7 separate regions of the Homo sapiens genome follow, and all the other regions are linked to region 1. A link is a loop called in an ENCODE intact Hi-C map of the cell type or tissue named here. Cell type or tissue: dorsolateral prefrontal cortex. All regions are shown on one strand.

Evidence for each region. Hi-C counts contacts between places; a loop is a spot of excess contacts. Peaks named below come from ENCODE experiments on the same cell type or tissue, not always from the same donor. Only the 100,000 strongest peaks of a DNase experiment are listed, where the experiment ranks them.
Region 2: it touches region 1 in a loop (5-fold over the local background); 45 of 110 quality-filtered maps call a loop at or near these places.
Region 3: a loop joins it to region 1, with 2.3 times the contacts of the local background. A loop is called at or near these places in 9 of 110 quality-filtered maps.
Region 4: a loop joins it to region 1, with 11 times the contacts of the local background. A loop is called at or near these places in 100 of 110 quality-filtered maps.
Region 5: a loop joins it to region 1, with 11 times the contacts of the local background. A loop is called at or near these places in 81 of 110 quality-filtered maps.
Region 6: a loop joins it to region 1, with 2.3 times the contacts of the local background. A loop is called at or near these places in 9 of 110 quality-filtered maps.
Region 7: it touches region 1 in a loop (2.2-fold over the local background); 9 of 110 quality-filtered maps call a loop at or near these places.

Annotation. Positions count from the first base shown.
Region 1 is chr2:216,696,571-216,700,570 of GRCh38, reverse strand. The region is part of intron 1 of IGFBP-AS1 (IGFBP5 antisense RNA 1); the gene reads right to left. Among named protein-coding and RNA genes, the nearest start is that of IGFBP5, 3.0 kb to the right of the region's middle. RefSeq lists a silencer at 1,566-1,645. In dorsolateral prefrontal cortex, CTCF peaks have their summits at 1,354, 1,558 and 3,664; no DNase peak of the experiment used is centred here; H3K27ac peaks cover 1,102 bases.
Region 2 is chr2:217,754,751-217,758,750 of GRCh38, reverse strand. All of the region lies in intron 2 of DIRC3 (disrupted in renal carcinoma 3), which reads left to right. Among named protein-coding and RNA genes, the nearest start is that of DIRC3, 34 kb to the left of the region's middle. RefSeq lists a silencer at 1,935-2,104. In dorsolateral prefrontal cortex, CTCF peaks have their summits at 1,794 and 2,007 (motif pointing right); a DNase peak (open chromatin) is centred at 2,050; H3K4me3 peaks cover 1,730 bases.
Region 3 is chr2:217,630,463-217,634,462 of GRCh38, reverse strand. The region is part of intron 2 of DIRC3 (disrupted in renal carcinoma 3); the gene reads left to right. Among named protein-coding and RNA genes, the nearest start is that of DIRC3, 160 kb to the left of the region's middle. In dorsolateral prefrontal cortex, no CTCF peak of the experiment used is centred here; a DNase peak (open chromatin) is centred at 2,224.
Region 4 is chr2:217,508,720-217,512,719 of GRCh38, reverse strand. The region is part of intron 2 of DIRC3 (disrupted in renal carcinoma 3); the gene reads left to right. Among named protein-coding and RNA genes, the nearest start is that of DIRC3-AS1, 230 kb to the right of the region's middle. RefSeq lists a silencer at 1,765-1,854. In dorsolateral prefrontal cortex, CTCF peaks have their summits at 1,581 and 1,782 (motif pointing right); a DNase peak (open chromatin) is centred at 1,719; H3K4me3 peaks cover 622 bases.
Region 5 is chr2:217,164,409-217,168,408 of GRCh38, reverse strand. No RefSeq gene overlaps it. Among named protein-coding and RNA genes, the nearest start is that of DIRC3-AS1, 120 kb to the left of the region's middle. In dorsolateral prefrontal cortex, a CTCF peak has its summit at 1,985 (motif pointing right); no DNase peak of the experiment used is centred here.
Region 6 is chr2:216,798,449-216,802,448 of GRCh38, reverse strand. IGFBP-AS1 (IGFBP5 antisense RNA 1) reads right to left here. Exons shown (of 6, transcript NR_187138.1): 4 at 2,764-2,900. Among named protein-coding and RNA genes, the nearest start is that of TNP1, 60 kb to the left of the region's middle. In dorsolateral prefrontal cortex, no CTCF peak of the experiment used is centred here; a DNase peak (open chromatin) is centred at 2,352; H3K27ac peaks cover 4,000 bases.
Region 7 is chr2:216,847,803-216,851,802 of GRCh38, reverse strand. No RefSeq gene overlaps it. Among named protein-coding and RNA genes, the nearest start is that of TNP1, 10 kb to the left of the region's middle. In dorsolateral prefrontal cortex, no CTCF peak of the experiment used is centred here; a DNase peak (open chromatin) is centred at 1,632; H3K4me3 peaks cover 686 bases; H3K27ac peaks cover 677 bases.

The DNA of each region.
Region 1 (4,000 bases):
AATCTCAGTTGCTAACCATGCACTGTGATTTTACTTGGCCTTTTCACGGTTCATATGAATCATATTAAACCTGCTTCAAGTAGTTAACACTCTCTCTCTCTCTCTCCTCTTTTTCCATGTGATTCCATTTTTTCTACCTACCCTATCTCTCTCCCACCTAGATCTGGTGCTACCAACACTGTCTCTAAGTCACAACAGATCACTTTTCCTGGTTAATCTCATTTTCCAAAATTGAAACAGCTTCTGAGCGGTCCATTGTAGGAACATGCCAGATCCCATGATCCAAGAAGACAGAAGGGCTCCAACCAGAAACAGTATTTATGGAGCCTGCCCTGCTCTGCCCTATCTGTCTGGAACTGCTCCAGAAGCCTCCTTAACATCAATTCGTGCAGCTATTAACTTATATGCGGCTCACATCGGGATATAAATCACTCTGCGTCACAGCTGGCTCCGGCTCCTTTAACAGCCAGCCTCAGGGTCAATTTAGACTCTAGTTAAATTGCCACCACTGCAAGCACCACTACAAAATTAACTCTAAAGTAGCACATGGTTTTACCCTCAAAAATCACTATAATTCTGTTCTATGAGAAACTACACATAAAACCTAGAAAAATATTGTGCAGAAAGGATACAGAGCTATTTCAGGACACTGACTACCTCTGTCCAGGGAAGAGGATGCGGGGATGGCATGCATGGGAGGTGAGCTGTTATCTGTCCCACTCTACTTCTCTTTTAACAAAATCTTCAGCTGGGCGCGGTGGCTCATGACTGTAATCCCAGCACTTTGGGGGGCCAAGGTGGGTGGATCACAAGGTCAGGATTTCAAGACCAGCCTGGCCAACATGGTGAAACCCTGTCTGTACTAAAAATACAAAAATTAGCCAAGCACAGTGGTGCGCACCTGTAGTCCCAACTACTAGGGATGTTGAGGCAGAAGAATCGCTTGAACCTGGGAGGTGGAGGTAGCAGTGAACCAAGACCGTGCCACTGCACTCCAGCCTGGGAGACAGAGCAAGACTCCATCTCAAAAATAAAAAAAAATAAAAATCTTCAACAACAACGGCAAAAAGTGAACATGTGTCAAATAAGTGTAGGGAGTGGAGGGCACATGCTCTATTATCTTCTGTTCTTTGAATGTTTGAAATGTGCCATAATTACCTTTTTTTAATTTAACAGGGGGAATTTTTATGAATTGTGGCTGAAGATCACTTCTGATTATTCCTCAGAGAAGGTTTAGGACACCCTTTGATGAACCCAAAGTCATCAAGTTCCTACCCTGGCCATACCTTTTCTCCAAAGAAAAGTAATCATGAACACAGCATCTGGTGGGACACAGAGGGTTTTGCACCTCAGGCTGGCCTGGTGCTATTGGGGCAACAGTGCAGTGCCGATGCTGGGGTGGCCTATAAGTGGACCCACAGGGTGTCCGTACCTGTCCTTCCATCCATGCTTTTTCTTCTCCCGTTGCCCCATCCCCATTGTTAAACACCTCTACCAGTATCTGCTTCTTTCCCTTCGTGAAAGGAGGCGTGTTTCTAATGATGTATCTATCCTGCCACCTAGCCTTCAGCAATATCACTACAACAAAGTTGCCTCATGCTGCTCTTTAACACAGACTTCAGTCTTGCTGAACCTCCCAGAGCTAGGGAAGGACCTGAACAAGGGGGCACTTTCTTTATTGAACATCACTGTACCTTAGTTTGGGACCAGGACAACATGGCCGCAGCATTAGTATTCTTGATGTGTGTTGGCCTCTGGGAGAGACTGAAGTCAATGTCATGAGGTCTTTAAAAATTGAATAAATTATATAAATAAGCCTGTCTGAGAGTGGTGAGAGTGACACAGAAAAGAGAATGAAGACAAGATCCTTAGCTAACATTTTTCCATTCTAACCAGTAGAATCCACAATACTTTGTGTCCTACTAAAAAGTCTAGCTTTCCCAAACTGTGTTATCAGGCATCATCCTTGAAAATCACTTAGAAACTCACAGGAAATGACCACAGGCAAGGCATCCGAAGCTTTATAAAATAAAAACACTATCTATCCTTTGAAAAGTTATCCAGATAAAAGATCATAAATCTTTCACTCCGCTGCATTTCTTGAAAGCTGGCTTTGATAAGCAGTTAATCTTTTAAAGGAAAGAGGAGGAGTGATCTCCGGGGAAACGGGACACAAGTGGTTGATATTTAAATACTACTTCCCCGAAAAAGATGCAGTTGACAGGTATAGAAGCTAGTCTATGCCAGAGTTGGGAAGCCCATGACAGCGAAAGCAAGCCGGCAGCACAGGGGGGTCTCTAGGAAGGGAACATTTGTATCTGGCAGGAATTAATGATCCCCTCCCAATTACCCTGGTTGATGCAAACTATTTTTTTTTTCTACAAGCAATTTTCTAAAGGTGATTGTGAACAGATCTAGACCTCCAGAATGGAGGGAAGGGGAAAATGGAATCAAGTAAGGCTCATAGGCATCCTCCATAATCCCGTATCCTGCAGTAACAACACCAACACCTTCCCACTCCATTGTCATATGTTAATTATGGACTCAGAAACAACACCCATCTGGCCAGTCCTCCATCTTTGGATGAAATTACTATAGACAATCCCAGGCTACTGAGAATTCTTCTTTCTCTCATGCCCTCTCGGGAAGCCTATCCCAGGGTCTCTTGGACAACAGCTCCAGTGTCTGAATCCCTTATAACCTAAGCCCATTTCTAAGTGGAGATAAAGAATGGCTGCTTAGCACACCAACACAGCACATGTATACATATGTAACAAACCTGCACATTGTGCACATGTACCCTAGAACTTAAAGTATTAAAAAAAAAAAAAAAGAATAGCTGCTTAACATTTACAGTCTTGCAGAGTAACCTCTCTCCATGGCCCCTGTACTGCTCTGCCCCAGGGTCCGGCTCCCACCACATTCTCCTCCCCCCTTCTCTCTACCCTTTTTATCTTTTCTGTGAATGATCCCCCCTCCTTTTACCTGTCTTCACATATTGTATTATCCAGCCATTGGAAGTCGGCTACACAAAAAGAGGTGTCACTAGAGGCCATCTCTCTCAGAATACAGGGTGACTGGAACGAGGCAACTCATGTTTCTTTGGAAGGAGTACCACAATTTCCCCCAATCATCTTAAAAGCTACCAGTGTGCCTGAGGCAGGCTGAGCTGCTAAGGGTGTGCAGAAAGAAATAGGAGCAGGGAAGAGAACATACTGCACACATTCTGCTGCCACTCTTGTAGTCTGAACTTGACACAAATGACAAAATAACACATGATTTCCCTCACTTCTAAAATATTTCCACCAAAGTTTTGAATATTGATTTGTTCCTACCTTACCAAGCCCTCAGACTGAGAAAAGAAGAAATTAAGATGAGCCTTGCTGCTATTTTTTGTTTTAATCATTACACACAATGCTCCTCCCTCTCCCAGCCACCACGTGGCTAAACCCCCTTTGGCAATACAGGCAAAGACATAACTTTAGACGTTAACCTTGTTTTAAAATGTGCCTTTCGGCAAATAGATAAGTGAGAAGAGAGATCAGGATCTGGGGGTGTTAACGGCATAAAGTGAGATGCTCCTGAACTGAACGAGCAAGAAAAAATATTTTCTTGAAAGCAGTCCTCCAGAAAGAATTCTTATCATAGATAAGGGTGCAGTCTAGTGGCAAACTTCATGAAATGCAGCCCCTTCTCCAAAGGAAAGTTAGAATACTTCTCAAGGGAGGAAGCACAATGTAAAAGGTGTAACAGCCCACACCAAGTCCACCCAGCAGGGGCAGTGACATTGGTCATTTCTCTCTGACTTGCCTGTGAGGCTCATGGCTCACTCAGGTCAATTTCAGAAAAAGCTAAAACCACCACCTTCCTATTTCAAGGCCTTAGTTTTCTTTCATTTTATTAAAGAGGTTCTAGTGGCATGATTCGGTTCCTGGTCAGGACCTCTTCCAAGCAGGTCCTGTGGCCCTGTCAGCTCATATTCCTGGGATGTGCCTATAAG
Region 2 (4,000 bases), 1.1 Mb before region 1:
GTAATAACTGTCACTGTCACTTAGTAATTGACAGTACTTCTTCAGCTCTGGTCTTAGAAGTGGCTATTTCTACAAGGAGCTCTGGTTTCTTTTAGCACAGAATGGTATTTAGAAACCAAGGAATGTGGTCATTGTTATTAGGGTGTTGCCATCCCTACATCTTCGCAGTAGAGATAGAGAATATATGCCTGTTCTCACTCATAGGTGGGAATTGAACAATGAGAACACATGGACACAGGAAGGGGAACATCACACTCTGGGGACTCTTGTGGGGTAGGGGGAGTGGGGGAGGGATAGCATTAGGAGATATACCTAATGCTAAATGACGAGTTAATGGGTGCAGCACACCAGCATGGCACATGTATACATATGTAACTAACCCGCACATTGTGCACATGTACCCTAAAACTTAAAGTATAATAATAATAAAAAAAAGAGAATATATGTATCTCTACATATATCCTCATATATCTACATATGTAGATATAGATATACATACATACAAGCAAACTATACACACACACATTCCAACTTTATATCTAGAGTCATTTTCTTAGTCAGTCTGGGCTTCTATAACAAGATACCGTAGACTAGGTGGCTTAAACAACAGAAATGCATTTCTTACAATTCTGGAGTCTGGGAAGTCCAAGATCAGGGTGCAGAGTCCATGTCTGGTGAAGGCCCACTTCCTGGTTTGCAGATGACCATCTTCTCACTGTATCCCCACATAGTAGAGACAACAAGCTCTAGTCTCTCTGTCTTATTAAAAGACACAGTCCAATCATGGGGATCTCTACCCTCATAACCTCATCTAAATCTAACTGCCTTCCAAATGCTCAACTTCCTAATATTATGCCGTTGGGGGTTAGGGTTTAAATATATGAATTTGGGAGAGGGATATAAATATGCAGTCCACAATAGTTCTACATACAAACATACAGTCCATATAGTCCTTCATGCATTTATATCTGTATTTTTATACCTCTACATATTGCAAACTGAGCTCACACCAATATCTCTAATTCCACTGGGTTTATTCTTCTTTTCTTTTTTCCATATTTCCTACTCTCATTTCCAGTAATGAGAAACGTGGCTCCTATTATCCCTAGTACAGTTGTCCCTCAGTATCCATGGGGGATTTGTTCCAGAACTCCCTCAGATGCCAAAATCCATGGATGCTCAAATACCTTATGTAAAACGGTATAGTATTTGCATGTAACTTACACACATCCTCCTGTAACCTACACACATCCTCCTGTAACCTCTAGGTTACTTGTAATACAAAACACAATGTAAATGCTACATAAATAATTGTCATACTATATTGTTTAGGAAATAATGACAAGAAAAAAAAGCCTGTACATGTTTGGTACAGTTGTAACCAGCCATTTTTCCCCCAATATTTTCAATCCACAGTTGGTTTAATCCACAGAAACCACGAATGTGGTGGGTGACTGTTTTACCTGTTTTGTTCCATCTCTCTATATGTAAGCAGTCTCCATCACCACAACCCCCCAACTCCCACCCTTTTGCACAGACACTCTCCTCTCCTTGCACGGAACATATTTATACAAAAAACTTTCACATGTATCTGAAATTCAAATTTAACTGGGCATCCTGTATTTTTGTTTGCTAAACCTGTTAGTCCCAGAGGGCCAACCTAACTTCCATGCTCCCGGCCTTCAGGTGACTGTGCTGCAGCCCACGTTCTCTGCCCAGCCCTGGTTGTGTCCCTTCCTTGGAAGAGGTGTTGATCTCTAGAAACCCCCCCCAAAAAACTTTCCTGTTGCTCATCTCCATTTCAATCAGCTTCCAGGAACTAAACTTGCAACATCAAGCCTCTGCTTTATTATTTTCCTGGTTCTAAGATCCCAGAGGTCCCCACCCACACCCGTGTAAGCCCAGTTCCCAGAGCAGCCTCGATCCTGGCCCCAGGGCCTGGGGGTGATTCCAGAGAAGCCCCTTTGAGGGATTACGGGCGCAGGACGCTGGGCCTGCGGGCCTCCCGAGGGCTCCCGCCCACCAGGGGGCAGTCTTCACCTGCGTGTGAGCAGCTCCGGAGGCCCGGGCAGGGGAAGGGGTGGGCGCAGGGATAGCTCGCTGGGGGAACCCATGCGGGGCATACGTGCGTGAGGGCACGTGAGGGCCGTGCCGGCCAGAGCCCAGCGTGCGCGGCCTTGCGTGCGTGCACACGCATATGTGTCCAGGTGCCTACGCAGGTGCCTGACCCTGGGCAAGTCGCTCCGTCATGCGGACCTCAGTTTTCTCATCTGTCCGACGAAGGTATCTTTCCATCTCTGACTGTCGGTGTTCTTTATCCAAGACTGCTCAGCACATTGGGTCCTCTCTTTAGAGCCATCTCTGTTTATTGAACAGAAGAGGCAGGGATTCCAGGCCATTGAATTGATGCGGGGGGTGAGTGGGAGGAGACAGTGAGGCACGGGGGGTTTTTGTCTTTTGCTCCCCAAAGCAATACTCTTTAATTGGTTTCTAAATATTTGTATTTTTATTTTTTACAAAACTGTATTTCAAAATAATGTGAGTCTTTAAGTCCTATGCAAAGCTACCAGAATCCTTGGTCGTGCTTCCCTACTCATTTGCAGGAATCCGGGCAGAACATGAATTCTCAGAACTGGTGGGACTTTCCAACCAGTTGCTTCTCATGCAGAGGCAGAAAAATGAGGGGATCAACAGCCCAGGCCTCAGGGGCACCCTTCTTGGCCCTTACAGGTAATTTAATTGCTGTGCCTCAGAGTCTCTTCTGTAAAATGGGAATGATAATAGTACCCTAAGTGATAGTATTATTATTAAATATTGGCTGAGTGTTCCCAGCTTTGTCATAATACAGCTCTGTGACCTTGGCCCCTCTCTCAGGACCTTTGTTTCCTCATCAATAACGGGGAATGAAGCACTCATTTTGCGTGGTTGTGATGAACAGGTAGGTTGTTTGTGAAATCACCTGGTGGTACCTAGTAGGTATTAAATACCCATTTCTTTCTTGGATAAGTATTGCTTCCCAGTCAACACTTATCTTCCCTGTTGCCCTGGCCTCAGCAAGGTGACAGTGATAAGTCAACTGATCCCTTTCAGCAGAGACCTCTTCAGGACATCTGCCTTAGATGAAGGAGAGTGTAGGTGTTCAGGAAGCTTGGGGGAGATTGATTTACTTCCTGGAGGGCTTTTTGTTAGTCCTGAAATGTCACTATGTGGTTTGCTGCTTCCTCTGCCTGCGGGTGATGGGGTAGGGGTAGAAGGTGGAGGGGGTGCAGGTGTCTTGTTGGGAGCCCCTGGAAGTCACCTCTTTAGAGGGGCCGTCTCTGAGATACGACGATTCATTTTCTGTTATCCTTATATTTTTGTCTCTACTGCCCCCAACTCCCCCCATGTAAACAGCCTGCTCCTTTGAGATCCCTGCTTTGGGAGACTTGCTGCTGCAGGCCAGGGAGTAGGAATTGCTTTCTTTTCTTTTTTCTTCCTTTCTGGGAGCCTGAGTTCTTTGAGATGTGAGTGCCTTTGAGGGAAGAGTCCCGGAGGCAGAGCACCCTTTTCCCTGTCAATGCCCAGGGTGGGCAGGACCTCAGAGTGGGCTGACAGTGTGATGTGTCTGTGACTAGCTTTCTCTGGCACTGTTTGGCACAGAAGCAGCAGAGCCCCTGGGCTCCTGGGTACTGTGTGGCCTTGCATCAGTTATCTCAGTGTAACCAGTGGGGACAAATGGCCAGTGACCACGCATGCACCCCTTCCAGTGATGCTGGTGAGAGAGAGGATGGGCGGGTTCCATTAATGACCAGGACAAAATTTGCTGTCTCAGGTGGGATGGGGGCTCAGAGATGGATTTAACTTGACTTAAATAATTTTTTTGAAAATTATATTTCTCATATACCTGAAATCGTGGAGTTTGATTTATAGTTGCTATTTCTGAATTTTCCTTAGCACCTGCACAGCGTCTTGTATGCAGCAAGCACTCACTAAGCCCTTCTCCTTACCCTGCCAGTCTACC
Region 3 (4,000 bases), 930 kb before region 1:
AGACTAATGATCAGCTTAGTGTGGCTGTGGCACCGAGGACACAAGTAGGTGTAATAAGAATTGAGTTTAAGATTGTAGATTGGGTACAGATCATGACGGACTTTCTATGAAGTGTTAGGGGCAGCTTGGAATTAATCCTCCGGCCAAAGGGTCAGGAGCCAAGGAAGTGTTTGAAGGATATGAGAAAGTAGATTTTGGTAGTAGTTGTAGGGATTTAGTTTAGACATTTTGGAGGGTTTTCCAAGGTTAATGGGCCTGAGTTATCAATCTCTCAGGCATTTGGAATGATTATAAATAAGCTTCCTGGGATCTTTTAAGGCATAAGGCATGGTCCTGGTCAGTGGCCCTAGGAGAGGATTTATATAGTGACTGAGATGTCTCCAGACCTAAGAAACTCCGTTTGCAACTTTTCCTCCTAGGAATAAGCCTGTATGGATGTGGTGTCCTGAGAGGCTCCAGGGCGGGGCATCACTATTGGAATCAGCCAGAGGTCTCCAGGCCTTCAGGGGACATTAATTAAAACCATCACCATGTGGCCTCTTCAGCCCAAGGGGTGATGAATTGCACTTGAGGTGTGTGCAGTACATTACCCTTTGGCTCAAGGGTGCAAGCTCTGTGTCCTTCATGACATTACCTAAGAGTAATTCACAATATGTTCTAGAAGGCTGCCAGGAAGTATGAAGAGCAACTTGTACACTTCTGGATTTTCTTTCCTCCAATCACCATTGTTCCCTGGAAGAAGGGGCATCTTTATCCCTGGAGTCTGGATCACAATCCCACATCTGAGTCCTTTTATTAATTTCCTGGTGTAGGTTGGGCTGGTAATGCAGACCTCATATCATGCAGAGCAGAAAAGGACCTTGTCCTTCCTCCAGCTCTGGCTGGAACAAATGAAGCCCAGGGGTTGCTGGTGAGGGCTTAGTGGAGAGACAGTCTGTTGGTTCATGGCCAGAGTAGAGCCCTGGAGAGTTCAGGAAGGCCAAGAGGAATTTTCAGGGCTTTAGAGAGGAGAGCTGAAGGTTGGGGTCACCTGTCCCTGCTCACCATTAAAAAGTGAGGCAGCAGAATCTGTGCCTAGTCTGGAGGGCTTCCAGTATCCCCCAGATTTCCCCCACCTGCCTTAAGCTTCCTTCTTTCAAGAGCTGATGTGGGTTTGGAAAACTCTGACAATCAAGCATTTGCCAAGGAGTAGGAGTTGCAGTGGTGAGGGGAGACTTGTTCTTATGGACTTTTCTTGGATACAGGGCACAGGGGGCAAAGTGGCACAAAATGCCTGGTGGGCCTCCTTTATAGGAATTTGTCCACCAGGTTTGCAGAGCTCACATTTCCTGAATTTAAAACACGCATGCACACAACACACACACCACACACACCACACACACACACACACACACACACACACACACACGAGTCATGCATTACTTACCAACAAAGATTTGTTCCCGGGATATGTCATTAGGTGACTTCTGTCATTGTGTGAACATCGTAGAGTGTATTTACATAAACCTCAACCGTAGAGCCTACTAAACACCTATGCTACTGTATGATATAGTCTGTTACTCCTAGGCTACAAACCTGTACAGCATGTTACTGTACTAGATACTGTAGGCACTTGCAACACAGTAGTATTTGTATATCTAAATATATCTAAATAAGAAAAGGTACAGTAAAAATATGGTATTATCATCTTATGGGAACCACTGTTGTATATGTGGTCCATCATTGAGCAAGACATCATTGTGTGGCATATGACTATATACACACACGTACATATATGGATATATGTATACACACGCACATGCATACATGCAGAGGGACCATTTGATAAATAGCATGCATAGGTTTTTGTGGATGAAATGCCCTGTTGGTCTGTGTTGTGTTGTTTGCCAGCAATCCCCAAAACATAGAGATAGAAGCCACTGCAAATAGAGACCACCTTGCTCTCTCCTGGCTAAACTATGTGAGGCCCTGAACAATAGTATTCCCTCAAAGTGGCATTTATGAGTTTTAGGGGACTGTGTTGAGAGGATGCTGGATTTGCAGAAAGCATTTTTTTTTTTTTCTGGCTGTGTTTTCCCAAAAGTCTGAGATGAGAGGCTCATCTGAATACTGGTCCTGCAGGAGGGAAGGAAATCAGAACTGACACTGGGAATGGCTCTCTCCTGGAATACTCCTTTGCTGTGAGCTATTGCTTATACCAGCTGGGAAGCTCCCCCCATGCTTGGCTTGTTCTCAGAACACTGTGTGCTGAGTCTGTGTGTCTGGGCTTGGAAAGCCCTCAGAAGACAGCGCAGGCTTTCCAGACTGCAGAGATCTGAGGGACTCCTTTGGACCCTGCAGAACTGACTTATTAGCTGGAATTTGGTTTTCACCCATGGTGCTGATGTCTTCCCCATGCCCTGTGTAGCTTAGTGAGAATTTATATTAAAACATACAGGCCACAAAATAGATGCCCTTCCCTCTTTTTGGGTTAAGGTCTTAGGTCCTCAGACTCTGGTCTGGTTTCCAAAGGAACATATAGGTCCCTGAGTGTTGAAAGGAGGCATGCTCTGCTTAGTTAGATCAGGGAAAAATTGAGCTCAAAATTCCTCCTTTTTTTTCCCCTCCCTTCTTTGTTCTACATTCCCATAGTTATTCCCCTGAATTAAACTGTTAAATCAGGCTTAGTTATCTAACAATCCAGAATATGGATTGTTTTCCAGATTTCCTCCTAAGAATGTTAGCATGACTTTTCCCACTTCAATACTATCTACCTCTTGCCTTTAGACAGGGGAAAACAGAGGCACAGAAATAAAAACAAAAATGTCCATCTGCAATTTTCGCTCCATCGCTACACCACTGGCTTCCTAGTTCGGTGGTACACAGTAATGCCCATGAGACCCAGAAAGAGGTTTGTCCAAAACATCTTGGTGGAGCTGCTCTGGATTTTGCTCTGGGAAGATTAGTCCGTGGCTCCACTCTGAATTCGTGCTGTAGTCTTGGGCACACAAGTTGGCTTCTTTGAACCTCGGTCTCTCCCCATGCAAAATGAGGGGGCTGATTTAGGTGGTCTCCAAAGACGCTTTTATTTCTGACATTCCCAGCCCTCCGACCTCCTCCCAGCATGCTGCCGCTGCTCCAGCAGGCAGGCTCGCTAACACATGGATTTATGTGGGCCACTGGCTTTCCCCAGCAGCCCATTTCCGCAGCTTATTACCAGAGGGACAGAAGTCATTAGCCTGCTTTGCTTACTGAAGGCTTCACTCTCGAGATTTTATGTAGTGGTGGCAGCTTTAACCCCCCGGGCTCACAGCAACAAAATTTCGGTTGTACTTTATTAATCCTAGAACTGAAAAGTGAGTTCAGGGAGCATTTGTGGGTGAGGAGAACAGAATGCCTTGAACTTTCAGTAACTGCTGATCTCAGTTGAGTTGGGTAGGGACAGGGCATGTGTAGGAATACACAGGCCAGGAAGGTGATTTGTGTTTCTTCCTTATGATGGGACATGCATACTTAGATTAATAATGGGTATTAGTAGGGGTGGGAGGAGTAGCTGTAACATTATGTGGAAAGCAAGTGGGAGAATCATGAAAAAAAATAATCCCATAGATGGAGAAGAATAGAAAGAAGGAAAGGAGCATTGCCTAGTGTTGGTTATTGATGGTTAAGCTCAGCTTTTATTTATTCAATAGGCCTGCAGATGTAGACTTCTAGTATTTTCTCAAAGAGTCAGAAGAATAGGTTGACTTTACTCAGTTGTGGTGTTTTCAACAGGGACCCAAAGACTTTGGAACTTGAAGTCTGAAGAGTAGGGAGACTTCTTCCCAGGAGCTGACACTTCTGGAATTTCTGCCACAGGAACTAAGTGTTTGTTTAGCATCAATCCTATGAGATGTTTAGCAAAAAAAGACGTGTCCCAATAAATTCTGAAAATTCTGCAAACTCTCTCTTTTGGTGAGAACGTTGTACAATACTATAGCAACGTCTCTGAAATCCTGTAGGGTAAGGGAAACTATTTAAT
Region 4 (4,000 bases), 810 kb before region 1:
TTGCTGCCAGTATTCCGGATGCAGATGCAGAGAGATAGAGGATCTACAAGTGACAGTTGGATATAGTTTTCAAATGACTAGTGTTGAAGATTGGATCCTGATAAAGGAAGTTTATCTCTTCTTGGCTTCCTGAATGTCAGAGTCGTGGGAACCTGTGAGCAGGTGACTGAGGGGGCAGATTCATCTCCTGACCTTGACAGCTTTAAGAATAGGAGAATCTCCCTACCCACTCAATATTTGCATCTATTTATAACAGGCAAGAGTCATTTCAAAGCAAGGCAAGGGCATTGCCAGGATGACCTTTGGAGGGCCCTTTTGGGATGAATCATCTGTGATATTGCCTCTTCAGCCACTATGGATGGGGAGTATGTATCATTATTTTAGGCACATGAAAACTGAGAATGCTACATAAATTCACATTATTGAACAAGAGTGGTTATGGTGACCTTGAATATTTTCACATTTACCCTTGCAATTTCCCTGTTCCTTCCCTATTTTTATTTATTTAAAATTATGGTCTTCTCTAGGAATGGAGATGTTTTATGTTGTGGGGAGTGGTCTAGAGGCAGGACCCTGAGCCCAGAGGAGCATGGAGAAGAGGGGAGGAGGTAAGGGCAGTTGGCTTCTTTCTGAACTTGGTGAGGACTGTGTGTTCTAGAGGGAACATTTTGGCCTTGTGAAAAAATAAAACCCAACACAGACATGTGGCAGCTCCCAACTAAGCGCCCATCCCTTAGAGGGCTACCAATCGAATGAACAGAGACCCCAGTTCTCTTTGAAACAGCGAGAGAAACAAGTTTATATTTATTTACATGACACCAAGACTCAGTTAACACAGAACTTAATTTCTTTGTGATGCTGAGGCCTGAGTTGTAAGATGCAGGTTAATTTCTTTTGTGTGTATTCTATGGAGAAGAGAGTCATAATGCTAGAGGAACAGTCTAAAACACATGGAATATTACTGGAAAGACACTTACAGATAGCTTTCCATCAAGAGAGAAAACTGGCATCCAGAGAAGTTAAACGACTTGTCCAAGAGCGTATGGGGTGTTAGTAGGAAAACTGGCCTGGAAGCTGGGAGACCTGAGTCTAGTGAAGCTTTATTGGTAATCCTAAACTGTAGTTTATCTTATATTCAAAACAGCTTTAAGAATTTCCTGAGTCTATAACTTAACTTCCAGATTCCAGATTCTCCCTCTCTCTGTCTATATATACATATATGCACACACACAAATACATATACACACATACAATAAAACATACAATATACACACACAATATAACTGAGATAGAATACTCCAAACTTCAAATTACCTACAGATAAGGGAGTAAACTCCCAGGCTCAAGGTGGTCTCCAGAGCAAGTGCTGGAGCAAAGACTCAGCCTGAAGATTGTTTGGAAAAGGAGAACGGTGCCTGGGGGCATTAGTGTCCAAAACCACAGACAAAATAACCTCCAGAAAGAGAACTTCGCACCTGACTGAGAAATAGCTTGAACAACTCACAGGCCAGGTAGCCTGAGGGCGCTGCTTCAGGATGCGAATGAAAGGGAGGGTTTGACTGCCCATGGGGCTGGGCTGGCCTGTGGAAAGGGCACTATTTCTGGAGGAGAGGGGGCCGCTTGGCAGCAGGGCTTCAGAGGCGTCTGAGTGGAGGGGAAGAACGAAGAAAGAGTGTCCTACCAAGCAAAAGTGGATCTCAAAGCTCAGAAGGCACACCAACCCCTCCCCCACAAAAGCTGCTGTCAGTGAAGAAACTACACTTTCCCATGCCAACAGAAGAGGGTGCTCTTGAACTAAGAAACATGGTCAGTCATCAAACGCCATGACTGCGCCTATCTACAACTGTATATTTAAACATCTAAAAATGAATAGAAAATGGCAGACGACACTCATACAAGGCCAATAACTTAAAAAAAAAAAACAGGAATTAAAACATTCCAGCAGATGAAAATGCTTCTACCGAAATCAAATATGAGGTGGAAGAAAACTGTAACAGAACACCCACACTGAATTGAATATCCTAAAACAAGCATGTGAAGATAGAAAACAAAAACCTTAAATCAGAAGTTTTAAGCTTTATAAAAGAAATACGACCAAAAAACCCTATTATTTTGTGAAAAACCCTATTTTTCAGGAAAATGCGAAATAAGAATTGAGTGAACTCAGGAAAGATATGGAAGGAAAAGACAAAATCATCTTAAAAATAAAGGCCAAGTTATAAAGTACCCATGGAAAAAGAGATTTGACTGAAAATATGAAACAGTGAGGAAAGCCATGAAAAAAGGGAATAAAAATAAAATAAGGAACAAAGCAAAAGAGATCAGAGAGAAAATAATTGATAGAAGAAGGCCATTACAATAGAAAACCACTAGTATTTAAAACCACAGACTAAGAGAAATGTCTGAAATTAAAAGAAAACTTGAATCTGCATCTTTAAAGGCTCCTCAGTATCCCTGGGAAAATAAACCTGGAATGGTGAAGTCCAAGACATATACTAGGAAAATATTGTAATTTAAAGATAAAGAAAAAATTTTTCTAGATCTCCAGGCAAAAGTATCAAATCACTTACATAGGAAAGAAAATCGGACTTCTCATCTAAAGTAAAAGAATAACACAGTCACATCTTCAGGAAACTAAAGGAACTGTGGAATAGCTTTTATGTAGATGAGCTAAGCTTCAAGTATCAAGCGATTTTCTATGTGCAGAACCCCAGAGAACACTGCAATCACTATCCAACTTTAATGGTCCTACTATAGAAAAAACATCATTTAACCAAGATAGGACCTGGACCTGAAGAACTCTGGAAAATGGACTGTGTGAGCATTGAATATATTTCAATGTAAATCTGTAACTTAAACAAGGACAGAGTCATGGGGGGAAGAACAGTTCAACTGTTATATGTGGTGACAAAACTGAAGTGACCTATTGTTGCATAGACAATAGGTGGGAATGAAGAATATAATTTGAAGCAAATAAAACACTAAGTAGCAGAGTAAATGTGAGAAAAGAGACTAAGGGCATTATAATAGGTAGTGGCAAAAAGGTAAGCACTGCAACAAAGATATTAATCTTCCTAGATATCAAAAAATAAATATCACATGAAATAAACCACACTGAGAAAGAAAAATTATATACATAATTTTACACAGAATACAAGTTGAGACCATGTACATCAGTCATATTACTAAATTATATTTATTATATTATAATTTATTGATAAGCTTATTAATAAATTACATAAATCCCCAATTAAAAATATTTTCAAATTGACTCATACAGCAAAACTCAATTCTGTGAGATACATTTGAGACACACCTACAATAAAGTGATTCAGAAAGACTAAGAATAAAGAGGTATTCCAGACAAATGGAAACCGTAAAATAAAGACACTCAAATCTAATCAACATAATTCATAAGGTAGACATTATAGATATATATGAAACCTCCACTCTTGCTAATATTGGGAATATACTCTCTTCTTAAGCACAAATAGAATGTTCACAGAAATTGACCTCATGTTGAGTAACTGTCTTCCTCTAGGCTGCTATAGCAGAATATCAGAGACTGGGTGGCTTAGAAACAACAAAAGTTTACTTCTCACAGTTTTAGAGACTAAGAAGTCTAAGATCAAGGTGCCAGCAGATTTGGTGTCTGTTGAAGACCTACCTCCTCATTCATAGACAACACCTTCTTGCTGTGTCCTCACATAGTGACAGGGACTAGCTAGCTCTCTGGGGTCTCTTTTATAAGGGCACTAATCCCACTTATAAGGGTAGATATCTGATGGCCTGATCACCTCCCAAAGGCCCCACCTCCTAATGCCACCACCTTGGGAATTAGGATTTCAATTCAATGTGAATTTTAGGGGGACATAAGCATTCAGCCCATTGTAGTCACAAAGAAAGTTTTTGAGTGAGTTCCATGAAGTAGAAATTAATGAGAAAATTTAAAAACGTTCTTCTACTTGGAAATTAACATCTGTTAGATGACTATTGGGTG
Region 5 (4,000 bases), 470 kb before region 1:
AAACCACTTTGGATCCTGGACCTGAACTTTTCTTGAACCCCAAGACCTTTAAAGTTTTAGCCTCATAAGGACAAATCAGCTTTCTCTCTGGAAAACTCTCAAACCACTCCCCACCTCAGTCTCAATGTAATAGGAGTGATGAAGCCACTGGAAGAAAGGGAGAACATGGGGGAGGCAGTTATCTCACCCACCTTCCACCTTCAGGTCCAAAGGCTGAAGACCCAATGGCTTCTGGTTTTAACTTGGTTTTGGACCTCTGCAAGACATGGTGGATTCACTGTTTCCCCTCTAAGGTTTACGGTACAGATTTTTCAAAAAGCATAGAGAAGATTGTATTGACTAAATATGAAAAATAACCAAAACAATAGCAGCAATTGAAATCCAATCAACCCATACCTGTAACATCATTCTACCTCTTTAAAAGAGCAAGAAATTATCCTGGACAGAAGCATAAGTCATCTCCTCTGTCCTGCAGCTTAGGCTGATGTGAACTAAGAGACAGTGGCTTTCATTGTCCCTGCAACTTGGGGTGACAAAACTAAGTTCTTATGTTTCATTAATAACCTCCTGAAATTCAGTCTTTGACTCTTTTTTTTTTGCTGTGCTATGAATGAATAACTGCTTTAATAAATATGTATGAACATACTCATCATATGTCATATAACCAGAATCAAGCAAATATGCATATTTTTCCAGTGTGTAATTGGCCATTATACACAATTAGACATCAATGTGAAAGGCTTGCTGAAAATGAAAAGCAGTTAAGTGACAAAATGTCAGGTTTTGAAGAAAATGTCAAAAGTCCTATTACAATCTAGAAAATCAAAACCAGATAGGTTATAAAAATGGGTTTGGGTAAACATACACCTGTATACACACACACACACACACACACACACACACACACACACACACACAATTTGATTTCCTAGAAATGGAGATGGTAGTTATGAACTTGCAATGTTCATATGGGAAAGTTTCATATTAAACATTAGAGAAGACTTTTTTAAACTTTTAGATTTGGGGGTACATGTGCAGGTTTGTTATATAGGTAAACTCATGTCATAGGGATTTGTTGTACAGATTATTTTGTCACCCAGGTACTATGCCTAGTACCCAACAGTTATTTTTTTCTGCTCCTTACGACTGCTTAGCTGTGGGACTTAATTGACTAGTCAAAGGAAGCTGTGCTTTTTCTTAAATACATTTGTAGACTAAAAATCTAAAACATCTTTATTAAAATCTTAGATTTTTAATAAAAATCAAAATCTTAGATTCTAAAAATCTAAGATTTTTATCAAAGATCAATTAGTCCATGGGAGAAACTTCTCTTTAAAATGTCTATTTCAAAAATTAATACATCCCTGCTAAACTGTTTCAGTGCAATGAGAAGTTTATTCCTAGACATGTTTCAGGGTTCTACAATTGCAGTCACTAAAAAGTTCTTCCTTATATCTAACCAATATCTACAACCTTAATGTGTGTCTCTCTGGAGCCATGTAGGATACTTGATTTGGTCACATTACAGATCTTCAAACTTTTGAGATCACTTGATATATTCCTTATAATTCTCTTGCCTTCAAATTAAACATATCAAATTATTTGAAATCATGTCATTGGAGAAATTGTTGAATGAATAAGTTTAAGAGTGAATGGAAAAACTGGGAGGTATCGCCAATTTGGCAAAGGAATTTCAATTAACATTTATTTGTCATATGCTATGTATCCACAGTATAGTAAGTTCTAAAGGTCTCTATTAAACTCCAGTACCCTGATCTCCACATTCCAAAGTGTTTTTCTTAGCTCAGAGTAGAACATGTCTCCCATCACTGACTGTGCTTTGCAGGAGGTGGGTAGTGTTACTAAGGGAGAGAAGGCAGGACGTAACTTCACAGTGGTCTTCTCAAACTCGTGATTCTACAAATAGCTCTAATTCTACAAAATAGCTCAAGACTCTTAGTTTGAAAGCCACAAGAGGGCACTAGACTACTACATGGACCTAGCTCTACTTAGGGCCCAAAGCACAGAGCAAGGGTCAGTATTGACATTAGTGATGGCCACATCAGTTGCATGTCCTACATCTGTGTCTGAAACACAGTATGCAATCATGGAGGATGTGCAAAGCTATTGGCTATGAAACATGTTCAAATGCTAAGCTTGAGTTATGCTAAATACAGTAGAATCCACATGCAATTTGAAAAAAAAAAAAAGTAAAAAGGAGTAAGGTCCACCCCCAAAGTTCTAAGAAAAGCAAGGTGGTTCTTTAAGCTGTGAGTTCTGAAAACAATATGGACAACATAGTGATAGTCAGGGGAACAGCAGGAGTTAGAAAAACAGGAGCCTTCCACTTCTACTTTTGGAAAGCCTGACATCTGACGAGGCTCATATTGGCCACAAGATTCCCTCCAGACCATGAGATTTACACTGGGCATCACCCAAGGTATTCATTCTCTCTGCTCCTGAAGTGCTCCGTACTTTACAAGGTTTCAGGAACACTAGTCTCAGGCTAATGAAAGCATACTTAAAAACTTCTCAAAAATACAGATTGAGTCTATGTAATCACCACACCATTTGAGAAAGGCAAAAATTTAGTCAATTAAGTTATATGTTAGTCTGAATAAAATCAACAAACAGATTATTTGGGTCAATGAAGAAGTATCTTACGCAATTCCAAAACAGCCAATCAAATTCACTCAGACAAATATGAATCAACACAAGGAAAAACAATCAGTCAAGAATGCTGCTTTGGATCATGAAAATCAAACCCTAAACTGAAGGCTTGAGTTTTTAACTTTTCAATAGTTATGTTTAATATTGTATAGAAGATGACTCCTTTGTTATCATAACTGTGCATGGGATATACTTTTTCCCTAAAGATGATAGACAGATAGAGAAATTGATAGACAGACAGACAGACAGAATAATTCAGATTGAGTGTCATATAAATGACTTACCTAATTGGTTAAACCAGAGGTTCTTGCTGCAGCAGGAAAGATAGGAGAAGGTCATTTTTCTGAGGCAAGGTTTAGCTCTTTGGAGACAATGAACACCTGGGTGGTTTCCTACAGAGCCAGTTGAAATCATTAAGAAAGATGGTCTTTTCTTTCTAGTTTCTTATTAATTTACCTACATTCTGAGTTCTGGATCCATGACCTGCATTTGTTTTTAAATTTTCTTTTTAAAAATAAAATATATATTATATATTCATGAGGTATAAAGTGATTCTCTCTCTCTCTCTCGATGGGATCTCACTATGTTGCCCAGGCTGAACTTTCATTTCTGGGCTCAAGCAATCCTCCTGCTTCAGCCTCCTGAGTAATTGGGAATACAGGAGTGCACCACTGCACCCAGCTTGAAATGTGATGTTTTGATATATGTTTACATTGCATGGCCTCTGTTATTGTACTATGTCAGAACCTTTCTAACTTTGATCATTTTACTTCCATTATCCTTGTCACGTTTGACCCAGCCATTGCTCTGAGACTCTGTCCTTCCCTCGTGGAACAATGAGAGCTCTCACCTTTTGGTTCTGATTCCATCCCAACCCTTCTCCCCAGGAGTCTTGCTTTTTCTGGAATTGATCTATTTATAACATTGCCTCAGTTTTTAGGTTCTTCTCAGTGTCAGCTATGTTGAGTCTGTTAAAGATATCTTGGCTATTTGACTTGGTTTTCATCAAGTTCCTTGGCTTCTACCTTTTAAATGACATTTTTTTTTCACATAATTGTTATTTTTCTGGGCTCTGGCCACTGATTTCTCCATATTCTCTATTTCTTGACTCTTTCATTAGCTTAACAGCATAACTTCCATCTTCACTCCCCCAGTTCTGTTTTCAGAGATCTACTTTTAATGGCTAAGCCCAGCCCAAATTGACAGTGTCCATCCTCTTTGCAAGCCTTGGGCCCTCCCTCACTACCCCCAGCACAGACTTCATCTTCTAGGACAGTCCCCAGTGCTACAGGGGAGGTGAGTTCAAGAGAAAGTGCCCCAGGATCTTCTT
Region 6 (4,000 bases), 100 kb before region 1:
AGAGTAAATGTTGCAAACCCAACAGAAGGGGCCACTGTCATTCTGGAGGGAAAAACAGAAATTCAGACTGATTTTCTTACTGAAGGGCCTCCCTATATCCTTCAGAACAAAGGATTGCTGGGGCTGGAATTCTGCCTGGTGATTGAGAACTTCAGAAAGCAGATGACATCTGGTGGGCCCATCCAGGTCTATAAATTCCTAATACAGTGTGAATATCCCAAACAGAGTAGAAGAAATCACTAGAAGCTGAAGCAAATAGTATAGATCCAAGGGGAGTGACCAGCTATCAAAAGGGCAGAAAGATTGGCTTGACTCAGCCTCAAGGCCACCTCAAGTCTCCTAATTGGCAGGCTTGTGGAATTGTATCTGTAGCTCTCACTTGAGAATTATAGATCAATTTCAGATCAGAACAATGGGCTAGATTGCTGCTATTCAATAGCTGTGTGATCTTGGGAGTCTCTTCGCCTCTCTGTTAGTCTGTTACCTTCCAATAACATGCAAGGATCTCTAAATCAAATTCATCCACATGTGCAGATCAATCCGCACATATGAATGACACACAGCCTTTGTTATTTTTAAGATGGGAAAAGACAGGGGTGACTAGGAGAACAGGGGGCTTTCAGAAACTGAGAATGTGGAAGATGACCACCCCTGAATGGAAAGATCAGAAAGAAGAGGAGGCAAGGAACAAAAGAAGAACTTCAAAAGACTGAGCTATGGGATCTAGAGTAGGCTCTGTGCACTTCCAACAAGGCCAGGCCAAACCAGGCAAAATTCTGTGGTTTTAGCTATGCAGCTACCAAGGTCCTCCGCTTTCTATCATTTAAGAAGTAGGTTTGTGTAGGTTTGGAGTGTAGCGTGTATGTGTGTTTTAACTTGGCTAACTTGAAACTTCCTTCCCCCAGATTAATCAAAGAATCAGCATATGACTTACTCAGAATATAGGTCACAGAATTATAGAATGTTATTGCAGGAAGAAGCCTTTGAGGATACACACTTGTACACACCCAAAGAGTGGCTTAATAAATGCATGTTGAATGAGGACACTTCATTACAGGGTTAAAGAATTATCCATCTATTCAACAATTATTACATACCTATTATGTGTTGGATCCTGTATTAAAATTAGGCCAGTTGCACAAATTCATCTGCTAGAGCAGCAAAAAAAATATTTTATTCAAGGCTGTTTAGCAGTTTAATCAAAAAGCTAAACTATTTTTTAAAGCCCTGAATGATATTTTTTTCCCCTATACTTGGACAATCAGGCATATGGGCCTTGGCATAAAAATGTTCCAGATCCCAGTTGGGGTAAGGCATGTGGCTAAAAAGACCTTCGAGCACTTCCAGTCCTTTCCACACTCCTGGAAGGTTTTTAAGAAAAAAAGAAGAAAAAGAAACACCCTTTGGTTTCAGTATGCACTCTCTGTACTTGCATCTGTCTCTTTGGACGTGGTTGGCCAAAGAGTCTGCTAAAAATATAACGAAAGAAGGTGGGTGGGAAGTGAGGAATATAGGGAGAAAATTGAAAAAACTAACCCTGTTCCTTGCTGGCTGCCTCCCCCCACAAATTCACCACAATGTTTAAGCATGTCACTATTTATCCCTCTTTTTAGCCATATTTTTGACACTTGACATGGGTATATACTGTCTTTTAAATAAAAGGTAAAAGTGCTCTCATTTTTATTCTTCCTGTTGGGCTCAAGAGTCTCTGAGACTGAGAAAAACTCTCTAGCTTCAAGCAGGTCTTTGTTCTGATTTTGCTGCCTCCCAATGGCTGGAAGGCAGGCTGGGGAGTGGTGGGAAGGGTGTTTGAGCCAATACCCATTGTATGGGTAGCAGAATCCGCCAAGATCCTGAAGGTATACGGGAACCAGTTTAATAGACTTCCAAGGACCAGCCAGCTGGGAGTACCCAAGTCTCTGGTTTCTCAGTTTCCAGGATCTGTTCATCCATGTCATGGTTGGAGTTTGCCCAAAGGGAACAGAGGAAGGGAGCTCAGCAGGAGCTAGTCCGGGAGCTGGGTGGTTGGATCATTGGGCTTCTTGGAGTTTGCTTCAACTCTTCCCTTTCAGCAAAGGTTACTGGAGCAGGCTGGGCCTACTTGGGCTAGGAGAGCTGAGTCATGCATGGGAAGGGACACCAGCAACTATAAATTATCTTGTGTGTAAGGCTGGCTTTCGAAAACTCTGGCTTTGGGCTTAGAGGCTTTATTTATATCTCTCACAGGAATATTTTTCAAACTCATGACCATGCACTCTGTATTGCTTTGGGGACACTCCAAGCACCTGGTCTCCTCTATGATGAGTCCTGCAGGTGACAGTCCCCAGAGGCCCTGGGCCTGGACTCTGAGTCTGCTGTCACTCACACCCACACGTACACCCCCTTGTTGCCAAGGCCAGGACCCCATCCCACACATAGATGCATGTCCAACTTCATTGGCACAATGTTGCGTGCAGACACACAGATGACATTCAGCCACACATCCACACACACACACACACACACACACACAGAGTCTCTCTCTCTTTCTCTCCCTTTCTCCCCATATGCAAACTACTACAACCCACTGGTTCTCTGCCCATTTCAGAGACAGCCTCTGCTCACTGTGAAACCTGCAACACACAAGAATACTCCACAGGCTGAAGGGCCCCTCCAGGAGTCAGATGCCCACTTCTCTGGCTGAGGAGCATTTTGTAACTGACTGAACACATTTTTTTTTGTGCTTTGGTAATTTGGTTTGCTTGTTGTTGTTGTTACTCGTACCTTACAAAGTGGATAGCGAGGTACCATAAAATAGTAGCTGCCACCTAATTCACACTCTTGAGAACAGTTTCTCTGGCCAAATCCTCGCAAATCAGAGTGAGGTGCCATGGAGATGCTTCTCCTCCGTCTTGGATTATCTGGCAAAGAGAAGCAAAATTTCCTGAGCACAAGTGCAAGAGGGGGCAAGGTTATCTCTTCTGATAAATGTGAATGCTTTTGTCTCTTCTTAGCCCACTGACATTGTTTCTGTATCTTCCACCTCCCTAGCCTTTTCTTTTCTCTTCCCTGCTTTGTAATTAGATGATTTTTGAAAATTTAATAAATTAGTGATTGTTATTTATTTCCCCTGGCTTATTTACCATTATTTGTTTTTATCAAAGTCTCTTCAAGATAGATAGAAAGTATCTCATTGTGGCCACTTTCCTGAGAGAGACACAGGAAAAACAAAACACTTTTCCTAGGATCTCATAGGACAGTGGCTGTGATGGGTTTGAGTCCAACACCTCCAGACCCTGCCTAGCAAATTGCTTCTAGAATGATGACCACAGGTCCCTGTAATTCATCCAGCCCAACTTCTATCCTCTGAGCCCTGTGTCTTCTTATTCAAAGGACATAGGACTGACTTCAACACTCACTCACTACCTTTCTGGGAAGCAGTACTCCTAGACTTTGAGGCTAGATCTTATGGGGCTGTCCTCGCCTGTCAGTAGAAGGGATAGTTAGGGCTCTACATGGGGCAGCAGTGACCCTATTGTTGATTGCCACAATGCCAGAAATTTGAAAAAAATGTCATAGTTCTACTTGAGGTTAGTGTTCCCCAGTTCCTCCCTCTTCCCACCTGATTTCCCCAACATCATAAGCACATGCTGTTCACACATATCTAATACTCTTATCCCACCATCATCTCTAGCTATCTTCCAAGCACAAATATATACATATATAAGGAATCACTTTCTCATCCCTGGATCATCCAACCATCTTTCTCCCGCTACTCAAACATTACTTAACTTTCTACTTCTTCCACCAGCTTTTTCAGACAATTTATTTTCCTCTTGACTACACAAAGCACTAATTCCTGCCACATATATCTCATGGAAATGTTTGCACCTCATCCTTCCATGGCTGTTCAATGCTAACAGTTCAGTTGTGCTTTTCGGGCAATGGGGGGCATGCCAGACAGTTCCACCTGTCCCTCCAAGTCCAACCTTCTCCATCCTACTGAGCCTCAGGAGGCCAA
Region 7 (4,000 bases), 150 kb before region 1:
ATAGGTCTAGAGGTGTAGAGGTGATTGCTGAGGCACTGTTGTGATGTTCTTGTTGCTCTCATGCTCATTCTTGTTGCCTTTGATGGACCTATATGATCACCTTATCTGGAAGTCTGGAGGCAAAATTGTTCACCACTGTATATCTGTATCTTTTCTACCCAGACAACTCTTAGCTCCTTATGAATGGGCTCAAAGCTGATTGGTTTATAACCATATAAAGTGAAAACAGAAAATGTATTCTTTCTGATATATGAGGAAGTTTTCTATGTCACACACGGAGGAAAGGATAACTTGACATCTAATTTTCACCATGATCTACTCACACCTCTGCCTGCTAACTCTCTCTCTCACACACACACACAAACACACACACACACAGGCAAAAAGTAGAGAAGCAAATATCAAGGGAGTGGCACTCAGCTTTAAATTCTGTGTTATTTCCCATATATTTATTTGAAAATACTAGAATTTCATTAATTACACATTTAAGGAGAATAATGACAGCAATACTCGTAAAACACCTACACCAGACACTCTCCTAAGAGTGTTATGTGTATTAACTTCTTTCACTCTCATCACAGTCCCATGAAGTAGATATTATGATGATCTGTATTTTAGAGATGAGAAATGTTTCCAAGGTCACAGGGCTAGTGAGCAGCAGAGTTGGGGTAGAGCCAGTCTGTCTTTTGTCTGTCTGCTTAACAACTAAGCTATGCATCTGTGTTTTACAGGCAGAAAAAATGAAGCCTGGAGATTGGGAAAGATGCACTCAACATGGCTCAGTTAGTGACAGAGGCAAAACTAGAAATCTGTTCTTCTGTACTCTATTGCCCTCCCTCCACCCCCACAAATGCTGCTCCCCCACCTCCCCCGTCTCGCTACCCGCAAAACCAGACTACGTCATTGTCTGAAGTGAACGGGAGTTTTGATAGCAGACCTAGGATGCTTAGGGGTAGAAGACAAGGAGAAGAAGACAGATGATGTTCCTCATATCTCTTGATCTGATAGAGACAGGGCCAGTTGATTCAAACCCTAAGTAACAAACTATAACAGAAAAACCCAACAGCCTGATTCAAACCCTAAGTAACAAACCATATCAGAAAAACTCAGGCTTTCCCAACAGCCTGTTCTAGACTCAAATCTTACAACAATAACTTAGCAGTTACATAACCTTGAACAAGTTGTCTAGCTTCTCTGATTGCTGTCATTTGCTCTGTAAAATTGAGTTAAGAACACCTTCTAGGATCAACATGCAGATTTACATGGAATCCACGTACAAAACAATTCACATCATACCCAGTATATCCTGGGTACTTGATAAACATCAGCTCCTCCCCAGACCACCCTGACCCTTCTCAAGGTTAGCTGGAACCAAACGGGGACCCTTGAAATCTCTGCAAATGGGTCTATCATGGAGGACAGTAAGTGTGTAGGTCTACAGAGTTGCCCCAGGAGCAGAGAAGGAGCAACCTACACACCGGTCACTGCATAGCAAGTCGGGCAAGGGTTACCACCGAGAAATCCACCCCACAGCCTCACTCTGTGTTGCTAGAAAGAAAGAGAAGGATTGTGAGCTTTTGCTTGAGTCACAGAAGCCTTTTGTGTCTCCCCGGAGAGGGGAGGGTGGGACCTCAGGCTAACGGAACAGTAGTGGGCGGGGTGATCTGGCAGCCTCGATTTCATCGAAGACAGGCTGGCTTGATGCCCAGCCTGGCGCGTTGCAAGGCCAAGGGTGGAGGTGCCCTGTGAGGTGGAGACAGGTGTGGGGGAAAAGCAATGACTTGGAAAAAGGAGATGCCTCATTCTTATTTCTTTTAGATCGCATTTTAACTAAGTAAATTCCATTTTTAAGACTTTTTGTGCTTAAAAGGAGCCCATTTTCCATGCCCCAGTTTCCTCAACAAAAACATAGGAACTCAAAACATTGTGGAGCTCAGAGGACACTCCCAGGCCCATCTTTTCTATCTCTTCTATCTCCCAGTACACACCACAGACGGCTCTCGCCCCTACTGAGCAGATGGAAAACAAATGGGTGAGACCCCCAAGACTCCCAGAGACTAGAAAGCACCTTCTCTTTCTAGGCCAACTTGACCTACCATGGTTTTGGTTGGAAGGGAACTAGGCCAAAGACCAAAAGGAGGCTCCCTTCTGGAAAGTGGCCTCTTCTGTTTCTCACTATCACCTTTCTCTTTGAAATTCCTCCCAAATGTTAAAACCCAGCTCCAAGGATCTTTTCCTAATTAACCCAGGCAAAAATGAATAGGCTTTATCACCTCTCAATTCCTGGCTCACTGTGCATGCCCTTCTAGAAGTCCTCACTTTCTAAGAATGCAATGATATTATAGCTGCTAGGGTCTCTGTTCCTAATGGAGCATAATTTCCCTGAAGACAGAACCATTATCAGCTCTGTCTCATCCACATGGCTCACAACAGGGCTTCTCAGGCTGGGATAGTATCCTCCCTACTAACTCAGGATTTATTGAATGTCTACCCTATACCCAGACTGTATTTATAGTTTCCCACATTCATCCAGGATGACAGCCACTGTTCTGTAAATGTCTGTGGAGTAAAAGCCCCTTACACCGTAGACTGGTGCTTGTGTAGAATGAGTGGTCCAGGTACCAATTTCACCCTTCAAGTTATATGCCTCTAAGGTGAGCAGGGCATCAAGATCCACACGAAAGAGACAGGTTTTACCATGGCTGTGCTGAGAATCTGAAAGATGAAAAATATTGTCCTGGGTCCCTCAGAGTACACACCAGGAGTTCCCAATTTTGTCCATTCCACAACGCCTCAATTCTAAATGTAATTATTTGGCCAAATAGGGTAGAAGAGGGCTCCATTAACCCAAACTGCTACTCCAGGCCTGGACATCCCATGAGGACAGGTAGCATGACATTTTGTACTCTACTGTCTCTAGCCTCTGGTAAAGTGCCTGGAACATGATAGTTGCTCAACAAATATGTGTTGAATAGATGGACAGATGGAGGTGATGCTGCTGACAAGCGACCACATACATCTTAGGAGGAGGATAAGAATGAAGAACATCGCAGTTAGAAGGGACTCTGAAGTATTGCAAGACCAGCCTCTTATGTTTAGATTAGGAAATGAGGGCCAAGTTCACATGATGGAGTAGAAAGAGCACTGAACCAGAGTTTGGGAGACCTGGAAGCCTCAACTCTGACAAAAAAACAAAACAAAAAAACAAAACAAAACAAAACAAAAAACAACTCAGAAAAAAGAATAGTCAGCAGGGGTGCTGCTGGGGAAGCAGTCCTTGCCATATTACCACCACCACCCCTCCACTGACCAGGTCATGTGCTCTTAACACATGTATGTTTATGCTCTCCAAAATCACATTTCACATTCTCAATTCTGTTCCTATGTATTCTCTAATTCTAAGCTCCATGAAGCTTGGGGCGGGGGTCATGGTTTTGGTTTGTTCTTTTCTCACTGGCCATGGTATCCCTATCATCCACCACCACAACTGAATTACATATTAAATATTTGTTAAACACAAGAAGTTATTAATTATACATTCCTTCTCAATTGCATGCTAAATTTTTCATGCAGTCTAGAGTGGCTCTCATTGCAAATGTAGCCACCCTCGTAACTGTAAAGTTGCACTTGAGAAAGCTGATGAGAACAGAAGCGGGTTGAATTCGGCCCTAGAGAGCTGGTAAAAAAAAAACAGAAAAATGTATGGCTATTGGAGCAAAATCGATTCTGCCTTCAAGATGGATGGGGTGTCTTTCAAAACTCAGACTAACGCTAATCTGAGCTGGGCTTGAGAGACTTGCTCCAGGGTGGTAGGTCTGGGGAACATGGGAATGCAGAAGATTCTGCTAGTGGAACTGAGAGAATAAGCAACCAGCAGCAGTAGCCAAGTGGCAGCTGGGAGAAAAGTTTGGACCTCAATTTGAGAAGGTTCGTACCTACAACACTGTTGGCAAGAACTGGGTATCCTCCAAACTCAGGACCAAGAGAGGTAGAAGAGTTA